Linked DNA regions of Homo sapiens: regions 1, 2 and 4 are each linked to region 3. The links are chromatin contacts, found by Hi-C or POLR2A ChIA-PET in ENCODE. All regions are on one chromosome and are shown on one strand. Each heading gives the region's core, a stretch centred on a gene start or an enhancer-like site at or near the end of the contact. The rest is flanking DNA. Distances are from core to core; before and after follow the strand shown.

Region 1 (2,922 bases), core at 18-2,517, 2.3 Mb after region 3:
ACATTTCTGATCACTACCGTCAACACCACTTTTCCTTCCTGCCACGTTACTTCACCGAGCGAGTACCGGCAAACCGTGAAAACTGGATTGTGGTGGGTTTTTTTCTATTTTTCCCTTTGAGTATGTCCTACGGGTGTTTCCTTTGTAAATCAGCCCCGATTCAGGCTGGTCGGTCCCCTGTGGGTCACAAAGCATCTTCCCTGGGGAAACCAAGCAGCCGAATCAGGAATCCCAGGGCCTGGGTTCAAATCCCGACGCTGCCCGTCCTCGGCCGTGTGACCTTGGCCGAGTCCCTTCCCCTCGCCTGGGAAGTGAGGGTTTCAGGGTCTCCCCTCCAGGTACGGAGGAGGGGACGAGACGAGGGGAGAACCCTCCTCTCAGTGGACGATGTCACCCGTCACCGTTTCTCCTGCACGCGTGCCGTTTTTGTGGTTCTCCTGGCCCCATTGCGGCGTTAGGATTTGAACCCAGGCCCAGCCGGCCAAGGAACTCTCTCCGGGGCCTCGGAGGAGCCGGGGGACGCGAGAGCGCCAGGTCCGGCGAGGCCGCGAACGCGGCCGGGGGCGGACGCCAGGGCCCGCGAGCCACCGTCGCGGCCAAGAGGACCCCAGACCCACCCTGTGCCCGCCCTCGGGGCCCCAAATCCACCTTCTTCAGCCGCTCCATCAAAACGCTCTTGTTGCCGCTCGAGTCCACATTCCGTTTCCTCAGCTCCGCCCGCAGATCGATCACTCGCAGGTCGCTGAGGCGCCGCGTCCCGGTCTCTGACGAGGCGGAGCTCAGAGCCGCCGCGCCCGCCGCTCCAGAATCACCTAGGCCTGACAGAGTCTCCGCCATTCCAGGGACCCTGGCTCCGCCGCCCACTTTCCACAGAACCGGGCCGGTTTTATCAGGCTCCTAGCACAAAATGGCGCCGCCTGCGAGGGAACCGCTCCAGTCGCCCCAGCGCGCCTCGCTTCTGCGCAGGCGCACCAAGCGTAGGTTCTAGTATCCCGGTTGCAACTGCACATGCGCAGTGAGAACAACGCGGGGATGTGCGCAGACGCGTTGCGTCTCGTCAGCCTCCCGCCGGGAACTGCCGGGACGCATGCGAGCTGCAGATTCAGCGCTTGCGCGTTGTGCCGGGGAACCCGCGGTTGGTGGACGCGCGAGCGTCCTTGCTGCTAAGTACGCTAGTGGGGGCGGTGCGCGTGCGCGTGCGCGGCCGCAAAGCGGGGCGGGAGGAAACGAGTGCGTTTTCCTCTTAGGCGGCGCCATTTTGTGTTCAGAGCCGCTATAGCTGCCGGCGGTGTGCGACTGAGTCGGTGGCGAAGACGGGAACGCGACGATGGCGGAGACTCTGCCCGGGTCGGGCGACTCGGGCCCTGGCACGGCTTCTCTCGGCCCGGGCGTTGCGGAGACTGGGACGAGGCGGCTCAGCGAGCTGCGGGTGATCGATCTGCGGGCGGAGCTGAAGAAGCGGAACCTGGACACGGGCGGCAACAAGAGCGTCCTGATGGAGCGGCTCAAGAAGGTGAGGCGGCGCGGGGCTCGGGGGTGGCGCAGGAGGCCCGGGCACGCCCCCGCCTGCACCTGTCACCGCGGCTCCCGGACCCGGGGCGCCCTGGGTTCGCCCCGCGTCTTGGCCGACCCCGGTTCGAGGTGTCGGGCACCCAGGGGGCCGGCTGTGTGACCTTGGCCCGTCACCGCTCCTCTCTGTGCCTCCCTTCCTATCCTCTTTCCACCTTTTCTCCTCAAGCGCGCTCAGCGTGCGGTCTTCTCCGCTACCAGGGTGGCCCCGGGACCCCTCCTGGGGCTCCCGATCGAGCCTTGGCTCTGTGACCTTGGGCAGGTGCCTTTCTCTCTGTGCCTCAGTTTCCTCCTCCGGAGAATGGGTGTCTGGCGGACTCCAGAGCATTTACAGGAAAGGGGGCGGTGCTTGTTCTTGCCCCAGGGCTTTGGCCTTTACGAAGCTGTCCACCCGGGTCCCCCAGATCTTCTCGTGGCCGGCCCCTTGTTGTCATTTTGGGTCTGCCTGAGACATCACCTTCCTGAGCGCCCTTCCTAATGCGCTGCCCCACCTCCTTGCCAGCTCATCCTGCGTTTGTGTCGCACCTCGCTGAAAGCAGGGGCTAAATGCAAAATATTAAGGGGTTGGGAATTGTCTGTTTCCGCAACTGGAACAAACAACTTGAGCATAGGGAGGGAGCTTGTGGGTACCCAGTCCTGGACCCGGCAGGTGGCAGGCACTGAGGGACCTGTTGAATCTCCCCAGGCTGGCTGCTGTTCCTCCTCACCAGCGGTGGCCAGCCCTTCACCGAGGCCGGGCCAAGTGCAGCCTCTCTGTTCTAATTTGTCCCATCATATAACTTTAAAGTCGAAGGTTTGGCATTGTCGAGTTGAGTTGCCATTTTGGAACTGGTCCTTGACCCCAATTCTGGAGCTCCTGCTCACAGCCTCCCTCTCCTTTGTCATTTGGACCCAGAGAGACCCAAGTTGTGCGGGGTTCCTCCTCCGCCTTTTGGGCTTGCGGCCCAGATAGCTGACCCGGAGTTGCTCTTTGCAAGGACGGGTTTGCCTTTGTTTCATGGGAGGTTGTTACTTGTAAGGAACAGTGTGTGCCCTGCAGCTCTTAATGATGTTGTAAAACTCATCTCTCCCTAATAGGCGGTTAAAGAAGAGGGGCAAGATCCTGATGAAATTGGCATCGAGTTAGAAGCCACCAGCAAGAAGTCAGCCAAGAGATGTGTTAAAGGTATTGTACATATGCTGCTTGGGGCTTGAGTGTTCAGAGAATTTAGAGAAATGGTGTGTAGTGTGCTCTTCCCGCCTTCTAGGCTGGGAGAATTTCTCTGGTACTCGGTGTCCCTCCACTAAGAGTTAGCTTTGCTCGTCACCACCTAACAGGTAGCTCTGTCAAGGGCACAGGGAGGAGGAAAGAGA
Region 2 (2,761 bases), core at 179-2,678, 2.7 Mb before region 3:
CAGCACTCTGAGCAATCCATGGAGATTCCCATCCACAAATACCTGAGGAAAAGAGAGCTTAAAGTCCTAAATTTGAATCCTAACTTCGGATGGCACCTCGCGATTCCATGTGGACCACAAATATGCCATCACACCACTCATTTTAAAGAGAGCAAAATCTTGAAAAAGATTCAGCAGCAGTGAATTACCGGAGTCCAGAAAAAGAAACCACTGAAACCGACGCTTCGTTGCTGATCCATGTCACCTAAGCAGCAACTGGCAAACAATGTTGGAAATGTGGAGAAGAGATCCCTCATTCTCCTCAAATTTGGCCACTGAACTGGGGGAGGAGCATGCAGACCGCCGTACACCCCAAATAATTCATCCAGGCGGTGAATTAACTGGGGCAGAACCTCATGAGTAACCTCGAGAATCTCAATCGTTCAACTACTTGAGAAAATAAAGGTAGAAATGGGTTTTAAGCATCCACGTTTCGGGGCCCAGGCTTGCACCCAAGTAGATTGCCGGTCTAGAGAAGGCAAATACTAACAATCTGGAAAAACATTCAACAATGAAAACAAACTAACTAAAGAAAAAGCTGAAACCCTCTCAAGTTTTGACCCTGATCTGAGAGAGGCCTGGCTGACCAGAGATTTGGAAACCCGACGAACCCACAAAGGCTTCCTCAGCAATCCGCGTGGGAAGGGGCTTCCAAGGAGGGGGTCCGCCTCTCCGCGACCTGTGAGGACAAAGGAGGCGACTTTTCCCGCCTCGGGAACCTGGGACTCTCCTGGAATCGGGGGCGGGACCGGGACAAAGAGGAGGAGGGGGTAGGGAAGGAGTGAGGAAGGGGGGTCGCCCCGCCGCGGAACTCGGGACCCGAGGGGGTGTGTGCTCCAAGCACGTGCGCGCGTCCCCAGGACCCCCGCAACAGACAAAAGCCCAGCCGCGGGGAGGCGGCAGCCGGGGGCCCGGTGCGCGCGCACCCCCCCGCGCGTGGCGCCGCCGCCGGCCGAGGGGCCGCGTGCGGGGGGGAGCGGCTGCGCGCGCACCGAGTCCTCGCCGCCGCCGCAGCCGCCATTTTGTTTCCTCCGCACAATGGAAGAGAGTTAACGGCCGAGCGCGGGAGCGAGGCCGGCAAGGGAGGAACGGGCCAGGCGCCGGGATGAGGGAACCGGGCGGAGGCGGCGAGCGTGGGATCCCTCCAGCCTTGTCACCGCGAACCCTCAGTGGGGATCTCACTGAGGGCGGGCGGGGGGAGGGGCAGAGGCGGGAGCGGGCCCGGCCGCCGCCACATTGACGCTTACCTTGTCGGCGTCCCCTTCTTCGACCGCAGCCGCCGCCGCCGCCCTCCTGCCACAGCCCGCCGGGGTCTGCCCCCAAAAGCCACGCGGTGCGCGCCGGGCTGCTGGGTCCAACTGCAATGGCGAGAAGAGGAGGAGGAGGAGTCCGGACCGGGGGCGAGCGGGCGGGCGGGCAGGCGCGCGCCGGGGAGGTGCGGGAACACGTGACCGGCTGAAGCCCCGCCCCCTTTGACGCCGCGTTGCGCCTCGACGCAGGCCCAACCCAAATGGGAGGGAGGGGCGAAAAGAGATAAGGGGGGGGCTGAGGGGGTGGGCGTGAGTTGCACGTGGTGCAAGCGGGAGTGTTTGCGTGCGTAGTCACGTGACTTCGGCACCTTTCCCTCCGCTTTCGATAGGTTGCTCCATCATGTGACAATGGCGAATTTCGCGGTTTCCTTCGCCATCTGACAACTTTTGGCGCCTTCCCTTTGCCGTACTGGGAGTCCTCCATCACGTGACGAGGGCACGCTCTGGTTTTCGCTAAGGCGTTTTTTGAGCGGCCATTACCACGTGATGCAAGGCAAGCGTCAGAGGCGGAGCCTCCCTACGGCTGCGACATTTTGCGCCTGCGCGGCCGCCATCTTACGCCCGTCGCCCTGAGTACGTTAGCGGAAATGGCTCCGAGAGGCTTTGACGCATGTGTACCTTTTTAGTGGCGGTATCTCGGCCGGGGATTTTCGGGCTCCAGTGGAGGTGGCTATGCTCACCCCATCTCCCTTGAGAGGCACAGAAGGTTAGAGATGTGTGCGAGGAACGGCCAGGTCCAGCGTCTCCTCGTTGCTGCCCCTTGAGCCCGGGACCGGCGCCAATGCGCGCCCGGGTTCTTGGGTTCTTTCGTCCCGCAGACCTGCCTTGGTGTGGCGTCCCTGGGCCGTAGCTTCCGAAGGCTGCAGCCGACCTGGTCGGGGTCCTCTAGCCCGCCTTCCCCTTCCCCCATTGACAGATGGAGAAACTGAGGCCCAGGCCAAAAAATATCTCACTAGAGGGCTCACCGCCATTTCCTGGAAAAATTGGGGCTGGGACTCAACGGACGCTCGTCCAGCAGCAGCGCGGAGCTCCGAAGTAAAGGCGCCCGTGACCGAGTGCTTTGTCCTTACAAGCGTGGTGTTCTTGAATGCTTCCAGGCGCCTTATGAGGCCCCCGATGTACAATCTGTGCTTAACTAAACCCCACTGTCTTCCAGGGTCAGGTTGGCCATCCGCAGGCGTAGTTGCTAGGAAGGTTTGACAGATGTCCGCCTGTTGATTCAGACGTTCCCAGGATTTGGAGCAAGAAGAGCAAGGAAGGCCAGGCGCGGTGGCTCACGTTTGTAATCCCAGCACTTTGGGAGGCCGAGGCGGGCGGATCACGAGGTCAGGAGTTCGAGACCAGCCTGGCCAGCATGGTGAAACCCCGTCTCTACTAAAAATACAAAAGAAAATTAGCCGGGTGTGGTGGCA
Region 3 (2,814 bases), core at 39-2,538:
CCCTAATCAGGTTATCCCCCGCAACTCCCACCTACCCACCAGGGACCTGCCCTGGACAGCCTCACCCTGTTCATCTGCCTCACCTCTATGGGGGCTGGGGGCTGTGCCTCCCGGCGCCTTGGTCCCTGAAGGCCACCCGGATGCACTTTCTGAATGGCCTCCCGGGCTACGCGGCCCTTGAGCTGCTGGAGGAAGACCCGGATCTAGAAAGGAAAGAGGCGGCGGAATGAGGCTTCTATGAGCTCAGGGCTGCAGCAGAGAAGCCAAAGCCCAATCCCTTGTATGCTCTGGGCCCCGCTACTGCGCCTTAGTCTCCTGCTGGCCCGGTGTTAGGAGTCCCAGTGACTGCCAAGGCCCCTACCCCACCCAGAGCGTGACCAGCTACCTAAGGAAGTTGTAAGGCCCAGGCCAGTTCCGGCTCCTTCACGCAGCCAGGGCCCAACCCTATGCTGACTACTACCCCGTTCAACTCCCTTCTTCGTCCCCTCTTCTCTATTCCCTCTCACTTCAAGCTCGTATCCTGTCCAACAGCATGCGTTGCTTTTCGCCCGGACTCGGCAGCATCTTACTCCCAGTTCATTCCGCCCGTTTAGCCCTCGCCTCACCCACGCATTACCCCGAGGCTCGCCCCGCCTTTAAAGCTTGCCCTCATCCCGCCCACGCCCCTCCCACGCCTTACTCCCAAAACGGCCCCGCCCTTAAGTCTTGCTATTAACCCGCCCACGCCCCGCCCCCAGGCTCGTCCTGCCCCTCAAACTCACCCACCCACTCTCCAAACCTCAGCGGCACGCACGCCCCGCCCCCGGCATCGCCCCGCCCCTCCGCTTCACTTATGCCCCGCCCACGTCTAGCTCCCAAGCTCGCCCCGCCCCTAGGTCTTCTCTTCCCGTCCACGCCCCGCCCCTCACCCCGCCCAGGCTCACCCACTAACGCCCCGCCACTCAGCCCCACGCCACGCCCCCGCTCGCTTACATTCCTGGCCCCGCCCCGCTGGCTCCTGCCGCAGCCCCGCCCACTCTCCGCCCCACCCCAGCCCCGCCTCCAGCCTGGCTCCGGTCCCGAGAACCGCATCTCACCTCAGCCTCGCTCCGGCCCCGCAGCTCCCGGGCCAGCTCGGTGGCGTCCGGCTCCGGCTGGCCCTGCCGCGCCTGCAGGAGTCGCACTAGCTGCCGCTTCTCGCGAGCGCTCCAGGTCGCGGGACCGGTCACCTCGCCCAGATAGCGCGCCGGGGCCGCTCGCCGCCTGGGAGGTGGCTTCATGCCGCTCAGAAAGAGGCAGGCGCTGTAAGGTCGCTTCTCCGATGGGCGGAGCTACGGGGGCCGCCGAGGTCAGAAAGAACCGCGCGGAGGCGGACGCGCGTGGGGGCGTGGCTTCGCGTTTGGAGGCCCGGGGAACCGCCCCAATGGAAGTGAAGGGGAGATCGGCACCGGAACTGGGGCGGGGCGAAGGAGACCCTCAGCCTGCACTTTATCTCATTCATGAAGTGGAGACGACACCTTGGATCCCATGCCCTCCCTCTGTTGCTGGACTAACTCATGAAGCTACTACTGTGTGCTTTGCTTCTCGCAGAGGGGTGGGTTCTGGCCGAAAGGTCAAGTCCGAAGATCCAGTCGGTCAAGAGCCTGGGCTCTGGGGTCAGACAGGCCTGGGGACTTTGGGCAAGTGATTTAGCCTTGCCGAGCCTCAGTTTCCTCCTCTGTAGACTGGGGCTGATAGTCCCACTCTTGTCTGTGTAAGGTAGAGTGGAGCTCGGGCAGGAGGGATTTAAGGAGCTCTAGACTAGACTGACAATCTAAGAGGAGGGCGAAGTCCAGACCAGGAGGGAACTGGAGCAGAGGCAGAAGGTCGAAGCGGAGCTAGGGCAGGGTCCGGGCGGGGGTAATGGAGAGCGGAGAAGGCCTGGCTTGAGAAAGATCGCAGGAGGCAGATGGGCAGGTGTCCGGGTAAGGAGAGGAGGGAGGGGGAAGGTTTATTTTAAACTTACGCTTGTGGGGTTGGGTGCCGCTTTTTTTTTTTTTTTAGACAGATTTTTGCTCTTGTTGCCCAGGCTGCAGTGCAATGGCGCGATCTCGGCTCACTGCAACCTCTGCCTCCTGGGTTCAAGCGATTCTCCTGCCTCAGCCTCCCCAGCAGCTGGGATTATAAGCACGCGCCACTACGCCCTGCTAATTCTTTTTTTGTTACTTTTTTTAGTAGGGACGGGGTTTCACCATGTCGGCCACGCTGGTCTGGAACTCCTGACCTCAAGTGATCCACCCACCTCGGCCTCCCAATGTGCTGGGATTACAGGCGGGAGCCACCGCGCCCGGCCGGGTGTCGCTTTCTGTTTGAGACAAAACGCCCTACAGTCTCCCATGGCCTGGGAGTGCACACGGGTATATGGGCATATGGGCCCCGTCCCCAGGCTCCACCCCTGTAAGTCACGATTTCTCAGGAATACCCCCCAAGTCCTGCTCCCAGCTTTCTCCCCAAGCCTCCCCACCTATCCCCCACCCCGCACGTTGCGCGCTCACTGACTGCACCAGAACTTAGCCGGTCAGTCCAGAGGTTTATTTTGAGCACAGGTGGGAGGGACAGGGGGAGGAGAGAAGCGCAGGGGTCGTGGCCTCATCAGGTCCGAGGTCCAGGGAGGCGGGTCCGGTCCTGTTGGTCCTGGTCCCGAATTGGTAGCTGGGTGTATCTCCGGACCATGTTGGGGGCGCACCATCCCTGGGAGGGGTGGCTGAGGCTCAGCGAGGGAGGGGACGCTACGCGGGCCACCTCCCTTCCCAGCAGACCACTAGCCTCTTCCATCGGTCTGCATGCCGGGGTGAG
Region 4 (2,730 bases), core at 231-2,730, 2.0 Mb after region 3:
CCAGCTCCTCCCACCTCCCTGGGTGCCTGTCTCATCTCTTTCATCCTCAGCTGTCAGAGGGACTCTTCAACAATGCTGATATGGGCCAGCATGGTGGCTCGTGCCTATAATCCCAGCACTTCGGGAGGCTGAGGCAGGAGGATCACTTGAGCCCAGGAGTTCAAGGCCAGCCTAGGCAACATAGTCTGACCCCATTTCTAAAGGATTTTTTTTTTTAAATCAGCCAGGTGTGCTGTCGCACGCCTGTAATCCCAGCTACTTGAGAGGCTGAGGAGGGAGGGTGAGACTGCAGTGAGTCGAGATCGCACCACTGCATTCCAGCCTGGGCAACAGAGCAAGACCCTCTCTCAAAAATAATAGATAGGCATGGTGGCTTAGCCTGTAATCCCAGCACTTTGGAAGGGTGAGGTGGGAGGACTGCTTGAGCCCAGGAGTTCAAGACCAAACTGGGCAACAGGGCAAAACTGTCTCTACAAAAAAATACAAAAAATAAGCCATGCGTGGTGGTGGACGCCTGTAGTCCCAGCTGCTTGGGAGACTGAGGTGGGAGAATCACCTGAGCTCCGGAGGTCGAGGTGCACTCCAGCCTGGGCATAGGAGTGAGGCCCTGCCTCAAAAATAATAAATTTAGGCCGGGTGCGGTGGCTCACCCCTGTAATCCCAGCACTTTTAGGAGGCTGAGGCGGGCGGATCACCTGAGGTCAGGAGTTAGAGACCAGCCTGCACAACGTGACGAAAACCAGTCTCTACTAGAAATACAAAAAATCGACCGGGCGTGGTGGCGGGCGCCTGTAATCCCAGCTACACGGGAGGCTGAGGCAGGAGAATCGCTTGAATCTGGGAGGTGGAGGTTGCAGTGAGCTGAGATCACGCCACTGCACTCCAGCCTAGGCGACAAGAGCGAAACTCCGTCTCAAAAAAATAATAATAAATTTTAAAAGTTAAAATGCTGATATGATCCCCTCCTCCCCTGCTGAAGAGCCTGCTATGGCTCCCAATGCCTACGCTGGGCGGTCTGTGGTCCCTGCGTCGCTCAGCACCTGTGGGAAAGTGGGCCTGTTTGAAGTTAGAGGTCCACACCTGTGTCACTTCTCGCAACTTTACATACTGATTACTAATTCGAGTTTTTTGGTGTTTTTATCAATCCGATACTCAGTCTAGCGTCTATACAAGTGCACACGGTTCCCCCTGCCCTTCCTCGCTTTCCAGCCTCGGCTCTGCCTCCGCCTACCGCCTCGGTGAAGTCCACCTGGCCGGCCCCGGGCCTCACCGGTCCTTGGCGCGACCCAGTTCGTCTAGGGCGGCGCGCAGCTGCTGGTCGTGGAGGGCCAGGCGCTCGGCTTGGGCGTGCACCGTGCGCTCCGCCGCGTCCAGCCGCGCCTCCAGCTCCGCTGCGCGCCGGTGCACGGCTGCCAGGTGTGCGTTTGCCTCCCGGATCTGCAGGGCCGGCGGCGCCGACATGGCCCAGGCTGCTGTACAGGCCCGGCCACGCCCCCAGGCGGCCCGGAACTGGCACAGGCCCCGCCCCCGGGAGGGCCCCGCCCCACTAGACCTCGGCGCGATTGGTCGCTGACCCCGCTAGACCCCACCCCAGAGGGCTGGGTCGTGCTCTCCTCAAACCCAAACACTACCACCGGTTCCGGGATCATGAAACTCCGCCCCTGAGTTTGGGCTCACTCTAGGATTGGACAAGATCTTGACAGCCACGCCCCCAGGCTGGCCACATCCTTTGGCGGCTCGCGCAACTCAGGCTCTGGAAACAAGATTGGTCACACCTTCGATACTGTCCCCTCCCTACTTGGAAGCTAACACCAGGATTGGCCCGGACTCCGCGAAACAGCAAGCCTGACCACGCCCCCCGAACCTGTGGCCTGTCAGGGGTAGATCCAGGCACGGCCTCGCCCCTTCATCCCTTATACAGTCTCAGATTGGTCAAGTCCCTTTTAGGTTATGCCTCCAATTCTAGCCACGCCCCCAAGTCAAGCGCCTGTGTACTTCATCCGGCCTAGGGCGTGGGACAGCCGCGGGGTGAACAGAGGCCACGTCCCGCTGAGCTTCTCGTATTGTCATTGGTCACTTTCCCGATAATCCCCGCCCCTGATCCTGTCCACGGCCCAAAACAGTAGCACGCTGCTCAGACTCCAGCTTGGTGACTGACCACAGGGCATGACCACTCGCTATGCAGATTCTGACACTGGGTGTGGCCACATCCCCGCCATGCCCCGCCCCCCAGTCATTGTTTCGTCATGTCTTGCTCCTATCAACTGGAGTCCCGCCCGTCCCAGTCTGAGCCCGGCCCCTCCCCTAGTAGATAGTCCCCGCCTCTAGTAGTCCCTAACCTAGGACTCCCTGAGCTGGGACTAGCGAAATCTGTCTGCACTGATCGCAGTCGTCCTCAGTTTCACCCTCTAGGAATCGGCCTGGGGATGCACGTGCTACTCTCTTCCTCCAGGCCGGTCCCCGGCGCGTGCGCGCGATCCATGTCCATGTCCGCGCCTATCAATAAAGTTGCTCACTTGTTGCCGGCCCGCTAGCCCGAAAGGTTGCGCGCGCAGCCCGAGAAGTCTCGCGATAGCCAGCCGCGGCTGCCCTTGCGCTTCCCGAGCTGGCGGGGTCCGTGGTGCGGGATCGAGATTGCGGGCTATGGCGCCGAAGGTTTTTCGTCAGTACTGGGATATCCCCGATGGCACCGATTGCCACCGCAAAGCCTACAGCACCACCAGTATTGCC

The links. A loop is a pair of places that touch in the nucleus more often than their neighbours do. ChIA-PET counts read pairs that join two places held with the same protein, here RNA polymerase II (POLR2A). Pooled maps may share reads with other maps.
Region 1: a loop to region 3 is called in a pooled map, with 16 times the contacts of the local background. The contact joins the promoter of SAFB2 here to the promoter of SNAPC2 in region 3. A Hi-C loop is called at or near these places in 7 of 50 pooled maps. POLR2A ChIA-PET finds 5 or more read pairs at or near these places in 2 of 52 experiments (CD4-positive, alpha-beta T cell and activated CD4-positive, alpha-beta T cell).
Region 2: a loop to region 3 is called in a pooled map, with 14 times the contacts of the local background. The contact joins the promoter of ILF3 here to the promoter of SNAPC2 in region 3. A Hi-C loop is called at or near these places in 1 of 37 single-sample maps with no recorded cell type and 3 of 50 pooled maps. POLR2A ChIA-PET finds 5 or more read pairs at or near these places in 1 of 52 experiments (WTC11).
Region 4: a loop to region 3 is called in a pooled map, with 16 times the contacts of the local background. The contact joins the promoter of VMAC here to the promoter of SNAPC2 in region 3. A Hi-C loop is called at or near these places in 2 of 37 single-sample maps with no recorded cell type and 10 of 50 pooled maps.

What each region holds. Positions count from the first base shown.
Region 1 is chr19:5,621,121-5,624,042 of GRCh38, reverse strand. SAFB2 (scaffold attachment factor B2) reads left to right here and starts at 1,267. Exons shown (of 21, transcript NM_014649.3): 1 at 1,267-1,513; 2 at 2,647-2,734. The coding sequence starts at 1,328. SAFB (scaffold attachment factor B) reads right to left here and starts at 960. Exons shown (of 21, transcript NM_001201338.2): 1 at 649-960. The coding sequence starts at 837. RefSeq lists enhancers at 1-529, 530-1,262, 1,183-1,522, 1,996-2,728 and silencers at 503-552, 1,523-1,642, 2,647-2,867.
Region 2 is chr19:10,653,013-10,655,773 of GRCh38, reverse strand. It overlaps ILF3 (interleukin enhancer binding factor 3), which reads right to left and starts at 1,428. Exons shown (of 20, transcript NM_017620.3): 1 at 1,287-1,428. It overlaps ILF3-DT (ILF3 divergent transcript), which reads left to right and starts at 1,902. Exons shown (of 1, transcript NR_024333.1): 1 at 1,902-2,761. RefSeq lists silencers at 1,101-1,260, 1,341-1,580 and enhancers at 1,671-2,140, 2,381-2,550, 2,416-2,761.
Region 3 is chr19:7,918,812-7,921,625 of GRCh38, reverse strand. SNAPC2 (small nuclear RNA activating complex polypeptide 2) reads right to left here and starts at 1,288. Exons shown (of 5, transcript NM_003083.4): 1 at 1,077-1,288; 2 at 84-203. The coding sequence starts at 1,259. TGFBR3L (transforming growth factor beta receptor 3 like) reads right to left here. Exons shown (of 7, transcript NM_001419781.1): 7 at 2,529-2,709. RefSeq lists enhancers at 1-60, 1,761-2,260 and silencers at 729-928, 1,009-1,238.
Region 4 is chr19:5,903,622-5,906,351 of GRCh38, reverse strand. VMAC (vimentin type intermediate filament associated coiled-coil protein) reads right to left here and starts at 1,480. Exons shown (of 2, transcript NM_001017921.4): 1 at 1,271-1,480. The coding sequence starts at 1,461. It overlaps NDUFA11 (NADH:ubiquinone oxidoreductase subunit A11), which reads left to right and starts at 2,562. Exons shown (of 4, transcript NM_175614.5): 1 at 2,562-2,730. The coding sequence starts at 2,644. RefSeq lists a silencer at 1,297-1,646 and enhancers at 1,687-1,806, 2,380-2,674, 2,484-2,730.